2 separate regions of the Homo sapiens genome follow, and region 2 is linked to region 1. A link is a loop called in an ENCODE intact Hi-C map of the cell type or tissue named here. Cell type or tissue: Calu3. All regions are shown on one strand. Links, peaks and the distances in the headings refer to the core of each region. The heading gives the core; the rest is flanking DNA.

Region 1 (4,397 bases), core at 207-4,206:
AAACAGCTATCATAAAAACACAGTCATTGAAAAGACAAGACCTAGAAACTCATGGTAATGCTTTGGCTGGCCCCTATGCTAAACAAACAATATTAACCTAGATAAACAGTCCTATCATCACACGGACAAGAAAAGTCTTGGAGAAATTCAGAGAGGCTGTTCCTAACTGTCAGAAACAAGTCTCTAATTCAATTTAGGATGATCATTAGATGATCACCAGGATGGTCAACTGAGCGTGCCTCAACACTTGAAAATGGAGCTTAACGAAAATTCTTCATGATGTAACCATAAAGGAACGATAAGTTGACAACAATATTAGACCAACACTGGTGGCTTAATTTTAGATGTAGCTGCCAAGGATGTGTTTGAAAATGTGTCTTATCTGCCAGTGACACATCCTGATAAACTGCCAAGGTGGGCTCATGGACAGGAATCAAAGCCTCTATGCCCCTTTAAATACCTCCAAATGGACTTCATACAAATACCTTTTACAATGAATTATAAATATGTTTTGCTCATTGTGTATTTATTCTCAGGGTGGACTGAAGTTTTTCCTTGCTGGAAAGCTATTCCATGCTGGGTTGGGGGTTGAAAGGGTTCAGGGGATGGCTTGGTTTTGTTTTCCCACCTGGGGAATTCCCATTTATCTCTCCAATGACAGAGGTGCTCATTTTACTAGAACTGCACTGAAGTACTTTTACACAGAAACTTCACTGTCCTTATCATCTGTAGTCCTCAAGATGAACAGAGAGAACGAATGGAATTTTATAACTAAAATTAGCAAAGCTCTCAAAACCTCTTAAACTCCCATGGCAGAAAGCATTACTATTAGCTTTCATATCTAAAATCAACCCTCTCTAGGGTCCTTATTCTGCAAGGATGAAAACTCTTTTTTTGAGACGGAGTTACGCTCTTGTCGCCCAGGCTGGAGTGCAATGGCACGATCTCGGCTCATCGCAACCTCCGCGCCCGTTCAAGTGATTCTCCTGAGTCAGCCTCCCGCATAGCTGGGATTACAGGCATGCGCCACCACGCCCAGCTAATTTTGTATTTTTAGTAGAGACGGGGTTTCTTCGTGTTGGCCAGGCTGGTCTCGGACTCCCGACCCCAGGTGATCCGCCCTCCTCGGCCTCCCAAAGTGCTGGGATTACAGGCGTGAGACACCGCGCCGGGCCCAAAACTTGCTTAAAGGAACGGGTGGTTGGACCCTGTGGTCTACCTGGGGTCCCCACCCAGCCACTCACCCACTCCTCCCCTTGGTGGGGAAGGGAGGGAGGTGAAACAGAGCTGTCTGCCCACCCCAATCCCACCTCCTTTACCAGTGACCCAGTCACGGATTTCAAGTTTAATGCACCCGGAATCCTGCAATTTAGTTCTTTTGGCATAAGTCACCTTCCCACTGCTCCCCAACGCATGCTCGCAATTATGCTGTACTGCCACTCTTGGCAAAGTTTTCAGAGAGTAGCCTCCGCCCCATACCCCCTACCCAGAATCTGCAGTGGGCAGGACTCACCGTTGCTAGGAAACACCCGCTGTAATCCCTTTGACCCTGTCCTGTGCTGATCTTTGGGGGAAAAGCCCCCTGCCCAACTATTGAGCATGCACAGACTATTCCAGGTGCAGCTGCTGCCAAATTGCTGTTCTCCAGGAACCCGCGGTAGGGAGCCATCCGCAGCCCCGGGAGTGCCTGCTGCAACGGCCTGACAAGGATTAGGGATTAACGGGGAGATCTGCTGCATCCTCTTCTTTCCTCAGTAGGAAGAACGACACAGGAGGCAGGGTTGGAGGCTCAGCTAAAAACCAGATTCCCACCACCTGTTCCTTCAAGCAAGTGCGCTTGCGCCGGGCAGGCCCTCGGGCTAGCGTCTGGCTGATGGGTGGTGCTGCCGAGCGAGGAGCGCACGCGCTCGGCGTCTCCATCTTCTGGTTGTGTGGTCCGTATTTTAGGGGTGTATTACAGTAGGTGCCGGCATTTTAAAATATGAACAAATAAAATTAGGTCAACACTATCCAAAGGAGTCTCAAAAGAATGGTTGAAGAATATGCAAAAAGCATTGAGAATTAACAGAATAATTTGGTGACAAAAGAAACCTCTATTGATCTGGGGATAAAAATATTTGGTAAATTTACATGGAAGACCTAAATTCTAATTATTCACTTGGCAAATTATTTATGTAACAAATTGTAGTAAAGGAACTATTGATATTGCTTGTCCGCCTTTTGGCTAAGATCAAGCGTAGGAGCTATTGATATACATTTATTTGTATGAATTTAGGCAGACACACGTGTACAAACATAAAAATAGGTTTCTGACTATTGAAAATACATTTATCCTCTGCATAGACTTTTATCTCTGCAATCTTTATACTCAGTTTAATCAATATCTACATTAATTACTATCTTTAAGTAAGTAATCAGTCTGTTTTTTTTCTCTAGACATAAGGAAAACCCAGGGGACAGAAAGTTTAAAACCATCCAACTTATTTGTTCATAAGAATTTATCTTCCAGTATTTTAAAATTTTGAAAAGGCAAAAACAAGGGATCCAGCCCTGGTCATGCTGACTTCGCAGCTTCTGTGCGTATCTATGCACTCAACTTGTCAGTGTCCTTGTGTCAAAGACCCCCTAGGCACATACCTGAGATGAATAAATTGGGCTTATTATGGCTTGCATTGGGGGAGAATGCACACCACTGGGAACTACAGGGTGTCTCAGTAAAAAGGCGTCAGAAAGTACCTGTTATAGAATGTAATCTTTTGTTGGGTGACTTGGGGAAGGGTCTAAGGAAGTGAGGGTTTTGCTCTAGATTTGGTATTGTTAGAAAGTGGAGCTAATTCTAGATTAGCTATTTTGTGGATATACAACACATTATTAAATAATAAAGTGTTTAACTATAGCCTTAAAATAGAATTTATCAGTATATTAAATAAAACAATCTATATCAAATTAAATTATTATGTGAATTAACTGCAATAACTTTAAAAAAACTAATAAGAAATCAATTAGAAACTCTTTCTGTAATTCTTATACCCTATATAATCAACCATCTACATTAATTATTATCTTGAATTAATCAGCCTTTTCTTTCTTTTTCTGTAGACATAAGAGACACCTAGAGGACAGAAAGTTAAAAACCATCTGGGTCATTTTTTAATAAGCATTATCTTATATTAATTAAAAGTTTTGAGAAGGCAAATACAAGCATATATGTATTATCATCCAAGGCATATTTTGTTAATTCACTGATAATTTAATAAATAAGGGTCAGTTAAAATATGGCTTATATGTGGTCTTTTGTATATTTTTTTATTTTAGTAAGAATGCGCCTTTGAAAGTAGTATGTTTTGCTGTCCTTATGTTTATGTCAGTTTACTCTAAAAAGCAATAAGAAGTTTCATTTGAGAGTAATGTGTAAGAAGGCTGAGCTGGTTTGCCCCAATATGAATTTTTTTCAATATTACTTCTGTTTGCCAACCTAAACTCAGATATATATATATACATTGTGTACCTGACCTTACACAATGAGTATCGGTCAGATTCAGGGTGAAGGTCAGTGTCAGAGTCTGTATGAGGATAGGCATCAGGGACATAGTGACGGATAAGTTCAGGGTAAGGGTGAGTGTCAAGGTTGGGTCATGGTGAAATTCAGAGTAAGTTTCAATATAAGGATCAGCATCAAGTGGAGTGTTACAATGAAAGGATCAGGATAAGTCTCAGGCTCAGCTTCAAGGTCAGATCAACATCAGGTGAGGGTCAGTATCAACATTAGAAAAGATCAGGGATGGGGTCAGGGTCAGGGTTAGGTTAAGGATAAGGATGAGGATTGAAATAATTGTCAGGCTAAGTAAGCAAGGGTCAAGGTCAATGTGAGAATAGGATGAGTGGTAATGTCAAATGCAGGGTGAACTTGAGTGTCTGGTTTAGAGAAAGAGTAGGAATTAGGGGTCAGAGGTGGGTGAGTTTGCGTGTCAGGTTCATGGTCAGAAGTAAAGTCAGTGTGAGGCTGAAGGTCAAGGTCAGAGTCAGGTGCAAGACAGGGTTATTGTGAGATGAGAGGGAGATTCTGAGTCAGTATATGTGTAAGGGTAAGGCTCACAGTTATAAAAATGGTGAATCTGACAATAAAATTCAGGGAGAAAATCAGGGTTAGATTCAGGGTAAAGTCAGCTCAGAGTCAGCATGAGGATCAGAGGAAGGGCCAAGGACAAGTGATGGTCATAGACAGGATCAGGGTCAGAGAGCATCAGGATAAGCATAAGGATAAGGTTAAGGGTGAGTGTATATGTCAGAGAAAGTGTCAGCTTGATAGTCAGGGTCAGCGTCAGGCTGACGGTCAAGGTCAGCCAGCATCATGGTGAAGGTCAGAGTGAAGGTTAGGGTCAGGAAAAGTCCAGAGT
Region 2 (4,397 bases), core at 185-4,184, 240 kb before region 1:
TGAAATATTATTTTAAATATATCTAATTGAATAAAATGTATTATTAAAATTAATTTCACTTCTTTTTTACTCTTTTTAAAGTAGCTACCAGACAATTTTAAATTACAAGTGGTTCGCATTATATTTCTATTGGACAGAACAGCTCTAGAGATTCCAATCAGCTTAAGCCTTCAACTTTAAAACTCCTTAATCATTTTTACGCATGGAGTTCTTTGGCAGTCTGGTGATGACTATTATTACCTCAGAATAATGTTTATAAATGAATAAAATATGTAAGAGTCCAAAGGAACCTAATTATACTGAACTGTAGTGAGCAAAATATTCTTAAATAATCATGCTTTTTCTTAAGGCACTGAAGAACAATAAATAAATAATGGTGAATCTATTAGCTACTGTAGTGATAAGAGTAAATGAGATTGCAATGTGATATTAAAATATCTGAGATTCCTACTGACGACAAAGTCATAAGTATTGCTTCTGTCACTGTGGTTTGTTGCCTACATTCATAATTCAAGGAAATGCTCAAATTCAGTTAGGGGTTAGTGAAAGTGTAGATAGATAACTCTTAGCCCACCCAAATTTGCAGATCCCCTATTTCTCTGACAGACTTTTTGGGGACCCGTGGATTCCAAGGTTAAGAATGCTGTTTTAATGCCTGATGAATCTGTGTGTCTGTTTGTCAAAGATGACCCCCATCCTTAGGATGTAATTTTGCCTTGGCTCATTCCTGTCAATTTGGTGTTCATGACTCATAATTCCTGTTTTTGACCACAACTAAACCAATATTAGAAGGAAGTGCTTGCACTTGTTTTTTTCCGATACTTTTGCTCTGCAAAGGGAACAGGAAGAACAGCAAGGAGTGTATATTTAAAAGAAAAGAGCACCTTAACTACGTACCAAAACACAATTCTTTTGATCTAATGATTAATTTGTGTGTGTTAGAATATTTACCAACCAGAAAGACCACATAAGGCCGGGCACGGTGGCTCGCGCCTGTAATCCCAACACTTTGGGAGGCCGAGGCGGGTGGATCACGAGATCAGGAGATCAAGATCATCCTGGCTAAAACAGTAAAACCCCATCTCTACTAAAGATACAAAAAATTAGCCAAGCGTGGTGGCGGGCGCCTGTAGTCCCAGCTACTCGGGAGGCTGAGGCAGGAGAATGGCGTGAACCCAGGAGGTGGAGCTTGCAGTGAGCCAAGATCATGCCACTGCACTCCAGCCTCGGCGACAGAGCGAGACTTCATCTCAAAAACAAACAAACAACAACAAAAAGCCACATAAATATCACTGGCACTTCATATAATTAACTGTACAAAGTATTTCCTGTTGTTTGTCTTGACAAACACTTTCATAACACTTACCATGTGCAGATACTGTTCTAAGGACTACAAATACTAACTCTGCAATCCCTAATACAACCTATGAGTCAAGTACTATTATTATCCCCCTTTTACAGATGAGACAACTGAGGCTCAGGGAAAGGTTAAGTAATTTGCCCAAGGTCACAGAATTGGAATTCCAACAGAGAGCAGCTGCCTATGGTGTTCTCAAAGGGAGGGCAATGCCAAACGAAAACAAGCAACAAGACTCTACTCATTGCAAGTGAGCAAAGGTTCTGATCAAATCTTCATTCTTGCTTCCAAATCACTTGCTGAAAAATTAAAACTAGATAAGTAAGGACAGCTGCCTTTATACCTTCTGGCCTATTCACAGGCAGATTTCCAGACGAAACCAAAGGCCTTCATGAGGAAAAACAAAGCTCCTCAGTCTCAGGGCAGCTAATGCTGGGCCTGGCATTTTTTCCACTCTTATCTAAAATATGCTACAGGAGAATCTAGGCCCAGTGATAAGCCAGGTTTCAACTTCACCTCCCCAGCCTGAGAGCGATTACACACATACTTGGGATTTAACCAGCAAGAGAAGGACACGGAAACCTGGGTCCCTCCGAGCCCAGTTTCTGTTGACACTGTTGCCAGGGCTGAGCCAATTGCACCAGTGTCAAGAGCTCCACAGGGAGGTTTCAGCAGGGAAACCAGCCCTACAGGTGTATCCAGGGAGGCAGGTGTACAAGGCCACATTCTTTCCTCCACTGAACAAATCAAGGTTTGTCTCCCTGCTGTGCGGGGCTCACAGGGCCAGATAAATCTCTCTCAGACAACAACCTCAGCACAGAAACAGTGTAGCTTGCTGCCACTCTGTAGCACCGAAAGTAAAATGCCAACCACTGAAAGAGAGAAGCAGATAATGTTACAATAACATTTATCTAGAAAGGCAATGTTCGTTAGGTAAAATTTAACTATGGCAAAAATCTTTAGGACAGATAGACTCAATAAATGTTTGTGGAACTGAAAACCTAGTGCTACCTTTTAAAAGGTTTCTTGGACTAATTTAAAAGCTTCATTTGGCTGTGTGAACTGGCATTCCCTTTCTAAAATGATAGAGTCCCAGTGGTAGCTATAATGTTAAATAAAATGACTTCATTTCCTCCAGAGGAATATTTTTACCCCAACCCCCCATACTCCGGCACTCAACTACTCAAGACTCCAACATCAGGGGGCAAAAAGTCAGGCCTATTAGGCCTGGATCGTTCTCAGATTAACAACCTTGGGGGAATAATCCTATAAGAAAATATTTTCAAGATTTTGGGTAATAACATTTTTGGGCCAGATGAAATTTGTTAGAGTTTGCACTTCTGTTTCTAAAAACCTCTGAAGCCATTTGTTTCCCACAGTTTTTTTCAGAAGCTATTTTGTGGGAAAGAAAGCCAGGGCCTAGGCAGCAGGCCAGCTAGAACGGGGTTGCTCTGAAAGAAAGCCAGCCCCGGCAAGCAGGAGCGACATGGGCAGCGCTTGCCAAGGTGGTTAATTTTTTACCTGGGTAGAGCCATAGGCACTGACATAGAAAATGTCTGTGACACGGCGGATCCGGAAACAGGCAAGATGCACAGGCAGTGGAGTGTCTGACCCCAGGTTTGTTGCTACAAATTACAAAGGAAGTTATGCCAAACTGAAATAGTTATCTACAGAGAGAAGGAGGAGGGGCGGGGTGTGTTGTCAGGCGGCACGGCGGGGAAATGGCAGTGCTGCGACAGAGGACCTCGACTCTGGACTACACAGCCTCGCACTCCAATCTCAGTTCTGCCACTTGTTGCTGGAGGAATCTTAAGTCAAGTTTCTTAAACACTCTCTGCCTCAGTTTCTTCACCTATAAACCACAGGCCCCAACCCCCAGGGCTGCTGGGATATATACCAAGCAGGTACTCAGAACAGTGCCTGGCACTGAGGAAGTGCCAGGTAAGGGCAGCTGTTGCTATTTGTGCAAATTCTGACATTTGTCATTCTGAACATAACCCTCATAACAAAAGAGGTACAACTGTTACCTCCACTGAGAGATGAAAGAATTGAGACTTAGAAAAATGAAGGAATTTGCTCAAAATCATGCAGTTAGCAAAAGACTACCTGTTTGTGAAATCAGAGCCCAGCAGTTTTAACCTCTCTCATCTGGTCTTTCTTCCCTTACTTAACTTCCCGAAAGAGAGAGACAGAGACAGAAAGAGAGAATGAGAGATGGGGAGAAACACAGAGACAGGGAGGAGGGGGGAAGCGAAGAAAACACGTTAGAGGTAAATAACTTTTTAAGCTAATAAAAAATAACCTTGGCCAGGTGTGGTGGCTGACGCCTGTAATCCCAAAACTTTGGGAGGCCAAAGCAGGAGGATCACTTGAGCCCAGCAGTTCAGGGCCAGCCTGGACAACACTGCCTCTTAAAACTAAATAAATAAATAAACGTAATTAATTGCAAATGAAATTCCACCAGGCCAAACTCTCAGTGGCTACATAGTAAGTGGTTACACCTCTCCTAGCCTCCTAGACCAGTTGCACCTTGATTCTAGCTGAGTTTCACTAAGCAGGGCAAATGAAGCAGGAGAAGGCTCGGAGGGAACCCACCTGAAATGAAGCTCAGCTGTCTTTGAAGAGTCTATCTATTCTAAGGCTCAGGAGTGGTGGCATGATGAATATCGCTGCTAGGAGAAGAAATGCAAAACCATATAACATTTTTGCCTTTCCATCCTTGAAATGCCTTACAATTTCCCTTGGAAAAAAAAAATTGTCTTGTAATTCTTATTTTTCTTTACTTCACTTTTTCATTTCCAGAACTGCTATGGTTCTGGCTGAAGTATCAGAATGACAACCATGGATCTTCTACAATGCCACCATCAGTCTCTCAGCAATTGTAGCAAAGGGAAAAACAACACCACTGAGGCCGCCAGTCACAATATTTACCCATGCCAGAGTGTTCTGTTTGTTTTCGGTGGAGGATGCAGAGAGTAGATAAACGAAAAGCAAAACTTCTCTGTGTCAAAACACAAGCTGAAGATGATTTCCTTCTCCA

The links. Peaks named below come from ENCODE experiments on the same cell type or tissue, not always from the same donor. Only the 100,000 strongest peaks of a DNase experiment are listed, where the experiment ranks them.
Region 2: a loop joins it to region 1, with 5 times the contacts of the local background. A loop is called at or near these places in 2 of 110 quality-filtered maps.

The regions. Positions count from the first base shown.
Region 1 is chr3:66,193,726-66,198,122 of GRCh38, forward strand. LOC107986095 (a long non-coding RNA gene) reads right to left here and starts at 1,770. Exons shown (of 3, transcript XR_007095953.1): 1 at 1,514-1,770. It also overlaps a transcript of SLC25A26 not described here. In Calu3, for the core only: no CTCF peak of the experiment used is centred there; a DNase peak (open chromatin) is centred at 1,856.
Region 2 is chr3:65,951,562-65,955,958 of GRCh38, forward strand. The region is part of intron 1 of MAGI1 (membrane associated guanylate kinase, WW and PDZ domain containing 1); the gene reads right to left. MAGI1-IT1 (MAGI1 intronic transcript 1) reads right to left here and starts at 2,997. Exons shown (of 3, transcript NR_145422.1): 1 at 2,879-2,997. In Calu3, for the core only: no CTCF peak of the experiment used is centred there; DNase peaks (open chromatin) are centred at 940, 2,000 and 2,920.